Linked DNA regions of Mus musculus: region 2 is linked to region 1. A link is a loop called in an ENCODE intact Hi-C map of the cell type or tissue named here. Cell type or tissue: heart. All regions are shown on one strand. Each heading gives the region's core, and the rest is flanking DNA. Links, peaks and the distances in the headings are about the cores only.

Region 1 (4,397 bases), core at 272-4,271:
TGAAGCTTCGATATGCTCCAAAGTCATATGCCGAAGGCTGGTTGGCCAGCCTGTGGCCTGATGTGATATGGTGGAACCTTAAGAAAATGGCATCCATAGGAAGGAGGTCAGCTCACTGGAGGAGTGTCCTGGAAGGAGACTTCAGACACTTTCCATCCCTTTTCTTCCTTTTCCCTCATTCCTCCCCTTTCTCTCATTCCTGGCTGTCACAGATACTTGACCCATGGTGTACTTCCTATAATGACATTGTGACTTGGTCCAAAGCAACAGAGCCAAGCAACCATGGACTGCGTGAACCCCAAATCACGAGCCGCCAAGACAAACCTTTCTTCCTTATAAGTAAGTTGTCCATATCAGGTATTTTGTCACAGTGACAAAAGTTTGGATAATATAAGCATAAAGGGAGAGTGCTTTAAGAGAGATAGGGGTGGTCTCTCCTTCATGGGGATATTGTGAGAGACAGCCTATAGAATGGAGAAAAAAATTGTGAACTCTATGTCAGATAGGAGATTAGTATTTAGATAGATAAAGAACTTAAAACACACACATACACAAACATCTAATGAACAAATGGGCTATGCATTGAATGTGAAGTTAGCAAAAGACCTATGAATGGGCCAGAATTTATTGAAAAAAGTGTTGAACACTGGCCATTAAGAAAATTAGTATTGGACTGGAGAGATGGATCAGCGGTTAAGAGCACTGACTGCTCTTCCAGAGGTCCTGAGTTCAATTCCCAGCAACCACATGGTGGCTCACAACACTGTAAAGGGATTTGATGGCTTCTTCTGGTGTGTCTGAGGACAGCTATACTGCACTCATATAACTAAAATAAATAAATAAATCTTTTTTTTAAAAGGAAAAAATCTTTTAAAAAAATTTAAGGGAAAAAAATCTAAAGCTACAACTACCATATGATGTATCTAGACCACTCCAGAGCGTCTACCTCAGGAACTCTAAATTAAGATACTGCAGAGATACTTGTGCATTCATATTTACTAGAGCACCGTTCATAACAGCCAGGAAATAGAGCCATCAGTAGATGGATAAAGAAGATGTGACTCAAACAGTGGGTAGAGCTTGGGGACTCTTATGGAAAAACAGGCAAGAGGATTGCAGTCCTTAAGGGGTCATGAGTTTCACAGGGTCAAGAACTCCACAGGTAGATAAGGTGGTAGACTGAACCACCAACCAAAGAACATACACAGGCTGGTCCTAGGCCTCCCTGCTCATATGTAGCTTGGCCTTCATGCTGGTTCTGAAAAACTGGAGTGAGGGCTATCCCAAAAGCTGTTGCCTGTACGTGGGATATGTTCTACTAGCTGGGCTGCCTTGTCTGGCCTCAGCAGGAGAAGATGCGCCTATTCTCATAAGAGACTTGTTGTGCCAGGGTGAGAGATACCCAGGGGGGCCTCCATCTGCTCAGAGGAGAAGGCAGGAGGGAGGAAGGATTGTGGGAGGAGGTGACCAGGAGGGGGCAGGGAGTGGGATGTAAAGTGAATAAACAACAACAACAACAATAATTCAAATATATATGTATATCTAATAATAATTTAAATAATTAAAATATATGTAAATATATATGTAAATGTATATATATGTATTTCATATATATATGAAAATGGACACAGTTTCTTTTTCATCTATACAAAGGAATGTTATACAACTGTGAAGAAAACTAAAGTCATGAAATTTGCAAGACATCAGATGCAACTGTAAAACATTACATTCCAGGAAACAAGCAGACTCAGACAAATACAACATAATGTCTCTTGTATGTAGGACCTGAATTTTTTATAATATATATGCACATGTATGTATATAAGTGAGTGTATTCATTTATGTGTGTGCATTATTAAACTAAATGGGATCATGGGAAGAAAGGAAGGAGAAACATGACAGTAATAAAATACAAATGATAGGAAAGAATAGGAAAGTATTGGGGGGGGAGGAAGGGAACTAAGGACACAATGGATAATGTGTTACAAAGTCACTATGAAGCTCGTTACTTTGTATGTTAACTTAAAACAGTAACTCTACACACCATTTAGGGGAAGCCTGTCTTTGCTACTTACAGAGCAAAGCCCCAAGGGTTGTTACGTGGGGTTAGGAAGCACTGCCCCCTAGAGGTCATCTACATGATCTAAGCAGACTGGTTTCTTATACAATAGAAAGTGGAGAGTTCTTGGAAGATGCCGAATGTATTTTCTGACTTGTGGAGATCCAAGAATTCAGTTGGAATGCACTCAATAATTAGTCATGTAAAAGGGTCTTACATTTGAGATGAATCCAACCTGAAAACTTCCTTCCTGAGTTCTAGTTTTCCTTGGTACCAGAAAACACTGTGCAAATTGCTAAGGGTGGAAAGAAATGAATAGTCCTACCAGCTGCAACCTCTATGAACCACACAATGAACGGCAGAATGAGACACCTGTAAAGGCACCATCGTGGCGCTTAAATGTCGGTGGTAACCAAGAGCTGTCTAACTGAACTTAATGCCTTCTTAACGGGAAGCAAATCATGTGATACTGAAAACCTAGCCAGTTTCCCAGAGCTAGTAAGGTCATGGACATTAGGGGAAAAAACCCCTACTATTGCCATTTTGCTAGACAGAGGTACATAATTCCTTAAAACATCGTAAATCCTATCATTATACCACAGATACAATGTAACCATCAGCCCTCATCAGTAAAGCCTCTCCTCACAGCAAATGGAGAGTATCCCAGAAAACTGCAACTGGATACAAAGTAGCCCCAACAGAAAATCTACATTGCAGCTCCTGCATCTATGGCAAAGGAAACATCGAAGAAGAATGTATGAGCCAGAACTCCATAGTCGGCTGTGAAACAGTCTCACCTAGAAGGATTGTACAAACAAAACCAGAACAGCGGCATTATCGATGGACCTGGACAGGGACGTTTCACAGGGTGCCCCCTAGCGGAGAATTACAGGAACAAGAAAGGCTGAGAAAGACAGAATTAGCCTCTCAGGGAAGAGTGCCCTAATTGGTTGTCTAGTACAGAGTGAACATCACTGGCAAACAACATAAACGGACACAACAGGTTATTTCTATATATTTATGTATACATATACACATATGTGCATGTGTGTAACAATAATAAAGAGAAAGAGAAAAGAAGCTAGCGATTTGAGAGTGGGAGGGACATAGGAGGGGGTTAGAGGAAGGCAAAGGAAGGGGAGAAAGTGATGTAATGTTATTTTAATCGAAAAAAATATATAAAGAAGTAGAAAAACCAGATTCTCCAATCTGCAAAAAGGTTTAACGGTAAAAGAGAGAGTCTCTCATAAAAAGAAAAAGAAAGGAAGTTTGAAGAAAATTTCTCTTTGATTAGAGATGTAATCTAGTGAGAGGTTCAAGAGTGGAAGAAGCCAGCATTTTCCTGGATTATTAAGATGCCGCTAGTGGAGTAGAAGCCCTTGATGGTGTGGGGCAGGACTCATCTGTGGCAGCCTTTTCCTACAAGAGCTCCTTGGAAGAGCAGGTGTGCCCAGCCTACTGAGAGTGAGGAGATGACCTAGAGCAGGGGGTGCTCAGTGGGCAGCAGAGTGATGGCTTTGGTGGACCAGGAATGGCTGAGGTGATAGCCAGGGAGGTGAGGAAGCTCTTCTGGGGCACCACTTACAACATGGGGGCCAGCGGGTTAGCCTCTTCCACCCCCTCCCTAACCCCTCCCAACCGTCTTCCTTTGGATTGCTCCTCCCAGATGATCTGTGGTCATGGGAACCAGAATTCTCTGTAACACAGCACCACCAGCCTTTAGGAAGAAGGTTCTGGAGAGGAGAGATGAGACTAGGAAGCACCAGGAAGCTGTCTCCTGGTTCAGACAGCCGGCCTCATGGAAGAATCATTTGAAGCCAGGCTTGGGCAGAAATTTGCAGGTAGCTTTGCTGACTCTGAGCTCTAACGTGAGCCATCATGTGGTTGCTGGGATTTGAACTCATGGCCTTCAGAAGAGTAGTCGGAGCTCTTAACCACTGAGCTCACCAGCTCTCTGAGCTCTAATGTAACAGCAGTTTCACCCCCAACTTACTTCCACCCCTTAGCTTCTGGCAGGAAGTTGTGTTTTTATTCCCAAAGAAGTGTATACACACTGGGGGAGGGGATGAAGAGAGGCAAATTAATAGTGATAGTCAATAAATTAACAAACCAGTATTGGGATGTGCTTGGTGACTGCTGCCCATCAGCACATAGGTACAAGGAAGCAGGCAGGATTGTGGCGCACCCCTTTCCTTACTGTGGGTCTCCCTACTTCTGGCTGAAGGAACTTCTAGAACATTAGAGAGTCCAGGGCTTTTTCCTCCCTTTGTTTCTCCTTCTTCTTCTGGGATCGGACACGAAGACTAGAGCGTTCTAATGGGGGCGTTGGGACATCTGC
Region 2 (4,397 bases), core at 181-4,180, 160 kb before region 1:
ATCCAAGCGCAATGGAAACGTCTTGTTTTGTTTGGGGGGCTCTGAGATTATCCCCGACTAACAACTCATGGAGGGGAGATGTTCTATACCTGAAACTGAGATTTTCATATAATAGACCCTGGCTTCTGGGAGCACTATTGTCCACCCATGTGTAGAGAGAATCCCTTGTGAACTGTATGGAAGCTTCACCTGTCAAAAAAAAAACAAAAATAAAAACAAAAAAAAAAACAAAACAAAAAACACAAACCTATGGCCCATGAGCTGAGTAGTATGAGAAGATGGTTAACACAACAGCCTTGAGCTGAAGACTCTGAGTAGAGTAGATACAACATAGGCCGTCTAGGCTGTAATTTCTGTGGACCTCTAACAATGTACATAAGTGATTACTGGAGATGAATGTCCTGTAAAAATCGCACGGCCGCTCCTTTGCCTTGGCTATGTGGATACCATCTTTATAGGTGAAAAAGAGGGGAGGGATGTGTCTTCCCAAACTAAATAACTTTCTTTGAAAGGAAATCCAAGCCAAGTTGCTTTCAAAGCCCTTCATAATCCAAACTAGTTGTCGGTTCTTTTCCAACTTTCCCTCCATGTTAGCCCTTGGAAAGCTAACCCTCAGAGCTGAATCAAGTTACTCATTAAGTAACAACCGAGTAAAACTTTCATACATAATGTCAACCGAGCTGGAGCAGCGAGGGGCTATCCTACATTCAGGAATAAGCTAGACCAATCATTCCAGTAGTTCAAACAAACCAGTAGAACATGAACCGGACTCATACACACTGAATCTTGAGATGCTAAGCAGTCTCATATACTACTTGGTGCTCAAGCAGAGAAAATAGAGAGGGAGGGTACAGGTGGGAAATTGCCATGTCTTCGTTCAGATGACTGCTGTGTGTTAAGGACAGCACATGGGGGTGGAGAGAGAGGGAGAGACAGAGAGAGAGAGAGACAGAGAGAGAGAGGGAGAGAGAGAGGGAGAGAAAGAGGGAGAGAGAGAGAGAGAGAGAGAGAGAGAGAGGAAGAGGAAGAGAGAGGGAGAGAGGAAGGAGGGAGGGAAGGAGGCAGGCTGGAAAACCACAAATGTCTAGCTCCTGCTTACTCTCCCAGCTTTCTGGCATCCCTGACTGGTGAGCGATGGTGTAACTTTGCTTGCCTGGGACTGAGCTCTCAGCAAAGGCTCAGATCCCTTCAGTAGCAGTGTGAAGAATGGCGGAGGGGAGACAGAGCTTGAGAACAGGTCACTATTCCTGGGAGGAGCAGCGTGGAAATCACATCCCTCTTCCACAGACAGTAGTGTGTTTTTTTAAACATGTATATATTAAATTCCAGGTTTTCCTTTCCTAGCCCCAGCTCCCAGAGTGACGACTCTGAGACTGTTTATTATTAAATACCTCATAAGCTTTGTCTCATTCTTCAATTAGCTCGTAACTTATTTAACCCAATTCAAACTATTATTCGTCTTCCATTCGTCCTCTCCTTCAGTCCCTCCTTTGTGTCTTCTCTGCCTCTCCCTCAGTATCTTCCTCAGTTCATCTTCCTGCTGGTTTATGTCCAACTTCTTGCCAGTCTCTCAAGTCTCCCGTTTATATGCTCACTATTTCCCAGAATCCTCTCTCTTCCTGCCGGTCTCCCACCTCCTACTTCCTGCCCTAGCTTTGACCATCGGCTTTTTTTATTGACAGGAGATGCTTGCGACAGATCCTCTCTACAGTAGTAATCGCTGGCTTCCTCAGCTTGAAACTGCTCCTGCCCTCTTGTCTCTGGCTCTTAATGAACTGATCAGAATTACCTTCCGTCCTTAGATGCAGTTAAACTTTCTGTGAGTTCACAAGGTGAGATCACAAATGTAGGTCACTATGTCCGGCAGATTCTTTTTCAACTACATCAACTTGTTTGATGATGTTACTGCCGAGGAAGAATCGCTCTGGTGCAAAATGTCTAAGTTTCAAATAAGATCATCTTCGTGTCGTGAGCTGTCTTTTCTTTCAGTTGCCAGTAGGTGGCAGCAGATTACGCCCGGCTCACTGGGGAAATGATTTTCTTCAATAACGCTGTTGATACAAGACAACCTTAATCTAAAAAGGGAAATCCGTTCCTTTCTGTATGGAATCCGAGTTGACTCACAGGAACATTCTTTTAATTTTATGCATTATTTTATATTTGAGATGCCTTTAATTTGCATCCCACTCACTATGTGTCACTATGTGTTACTATTTGTTATTTATTTATTTATTTATTTATTTTAGGTTTTGATCAATATAGTCCAAGAGCTGGGAACCCCGGAGTGTGAGTGTATTTTGGGAAGCCTCCTTTGAAGCCTGTCTGGGTTGGAAAACTGAGGAAAATCCCTAGTGTGTGTTATTTTTCAAGCCAGTGCTGTCTCAGCCCGGAACCGAAAGGAAAATCACTTTATTTAGCTGACTGGACCTTCTGCCATTCATAAGGAACTTAATCTGTGCCTTTGTCTTAGATTTGTCTTTGTAAAGAGAGAGACTATTTATTCCTCGAGGTAACTCATTTGTCTTTTTTTTTCTTCCCCCCACCTTTTTTATTATTATTGGGTATTTATTCCATTTACATTTCCAATGCTAGCCAAAAAGTCCCCCACACCCTCCCACATCCACTCCCCCACCCACCCACTCCCACCTCTTGGCCCTGGCGTTCCCCTGTACTGAGGCAGATAAAGTCTGCACGACCAATGGGCATCTCTTTCCACTGATGGCCGACCAGGCCAACTTCTGATACATATGCAGCTAGAGACACGAGCTCCGGGGGCGGGGGGTACTGGTTAGTTCATATTCTTGTTCCACCTATAGCGTTGCAGATCCCCCCCAGCTCCCTGGGTACTTCATCCAGCTCCTCCAGTGGGGGCCCTGTGATCCATCCAATAGCTGACTGTGAGCATCCACTTCTGTGTTTGCTAGGCCCCAGCATAGTCTCACATGAGACAGTTATATCAGGGTCCTTTCAGCAAAATCTTGCTAGTGTATGCAATGGTGTCAGCTTTTGGAGGCTGATTATGGGATGGATCCCCTGTATGGCAGCCTCTAGATGGTCCATCCTTTCGTTTCAGCTCCAAACTCTGTCTCTGTAACTCCTTCCATGGGTGCCTTGTTCCCAAATCCAAGAAGGGGCAAAGTATCCACACCTTGGTCTTCGTTCTTCCCGAGCTTCATGTGTTTCACAAATTGTATCTTACATCTTGGGTATTCTAAGTTTCTGGGCTAATATTCACTTATTAGTGAGTACATATCATGAGAATTCTTTTGTGATTGAGTTACCTCACTCAGGATGATGCCCTCCAGTTCCATCCATTTGCCTAGGAATTTCATAAATTCATTCTTTTTAATAGCTGAGTAGTACTCCATTCTGTAAATGTACCACATTTTCTATATCCATTCCTCTGTTGAGGGGCATCTGGGTTCTTTCCAGCTTCTGGCTATTATAAATAAGGCTGCTATGAACATAGTGGAGCATGTGTCCTTCTAAAAAGTCCTTAATTTCTTTCTTTATTCCTTCCTTGACCAAGGTATCATTGAGAAGTGTGTTGTTCAGTTTCCACATGAATATTGGCTTTCTATTATTTATGTTGTTGTTGAAGATCAACCTTAGTCCACAGTGATTTGATAGGATGCATGGGACAATTTCAATATTTTTGTATCTGTTGAGGCCTGTTTTGTGACCAGTTATATGGTCAATTTTGGAGAAGGTACCATGAGGTGCTGAGAAGAAGGTATATCCTTTTGTTTTAGGATAAGATGTTCTGTAGATATCTGTTAGATCCATTTGTTTCATAACTTCTGTTAGTTTCACTGTGTCCCTGTTTAGTTTCTGTTTCCGTGATCTGTCCATTGATGAAAGTGGTGTGTTGAAGTCTCCCACTATTATTGTGTGAGGTGCAATGTGTGCTTTGAGCTTTACTAAAGTGTCTTTAATGAATGTGGCTGCCCTTGCATTTGGAGCATAGATATTCAGAATTGAGAGTTCCCCTTGGAGGATTTTACCTTTGATGAGTATTAAGTGCCCCTCCTTGTCTTTTTTGATGACTTTGGGTTGGAAGTCGATTTTATTAGATATTAAAATGGCTACTCCAGGTTGTTTCTTCAGACCATTTGCTTGGAAAATGGTTTTCCAGCCTTTCATTCTGAGGTAGTGTCTGTCTTTTTCCCTGAGATGGGTTTCCTGTAAGCAGCAGAATGTTGGGTCCTGTTTGTGTAGCCAGTCTGTTAGTCTATGTCTTTTTATTGGGGAGTTGAGTCCCTTGATATTAAGAGATATTAAGGAAAAGTAATTGTTGCTTCCTATTATTTTTGTTGGTAAAGTTGGCATTCTGTTCTTCTGGATGTCTTTTTTTTAGATTTGTTGAAGGATTACTTTCTTTCTTTTTCTAGGACGTG

What was found. Peaks named below come from ENCODE experiments on the same cell type or tissue, not always from the same donor. Only the 100,000 strongest peaks of a DNase experiment are listed, where the experiment ranks them.
Region 2: a loop joins it to region 1, with 5 times the contacts of the local background. A loop is called at or near these places in 1 of 42 quality-filtered maps.

Annotation. Positions count from the first base shown.
Region 1 is chr15:96,663,965-96,668,361 of GRCm38, forward strand. No RefSeq gene overlaps it. Among named protein-coding and RNA genes, the nearest start is that of Gm22045, 5.6 kb to the right of the region's middle. In heart, for the core only: CTCF peaks have their summits at 2,134 (motif pointing left) and 2,945 (motif pointing left); no DNase peak of the experiment used is centred there; H3K4me3 peaks cover 358 bases.
Region 2 is chr15:96,505,641-96,510,037 of GRCm38, forward strand. It overlaps Gm32406 (a long non-coding RNA gene), which reads left to right and starts at 1,656. Exons shown (of 4, transcript XR_384395.2): 1 at 1,656-1,832; 2 at 2,247-2,509. In heart, for the core only: a CTCF peak has its summit at 1,997 (motif pointing right); no DNase peak of the experiment used is centred there; H3K4me3 peaks cover 490 bases.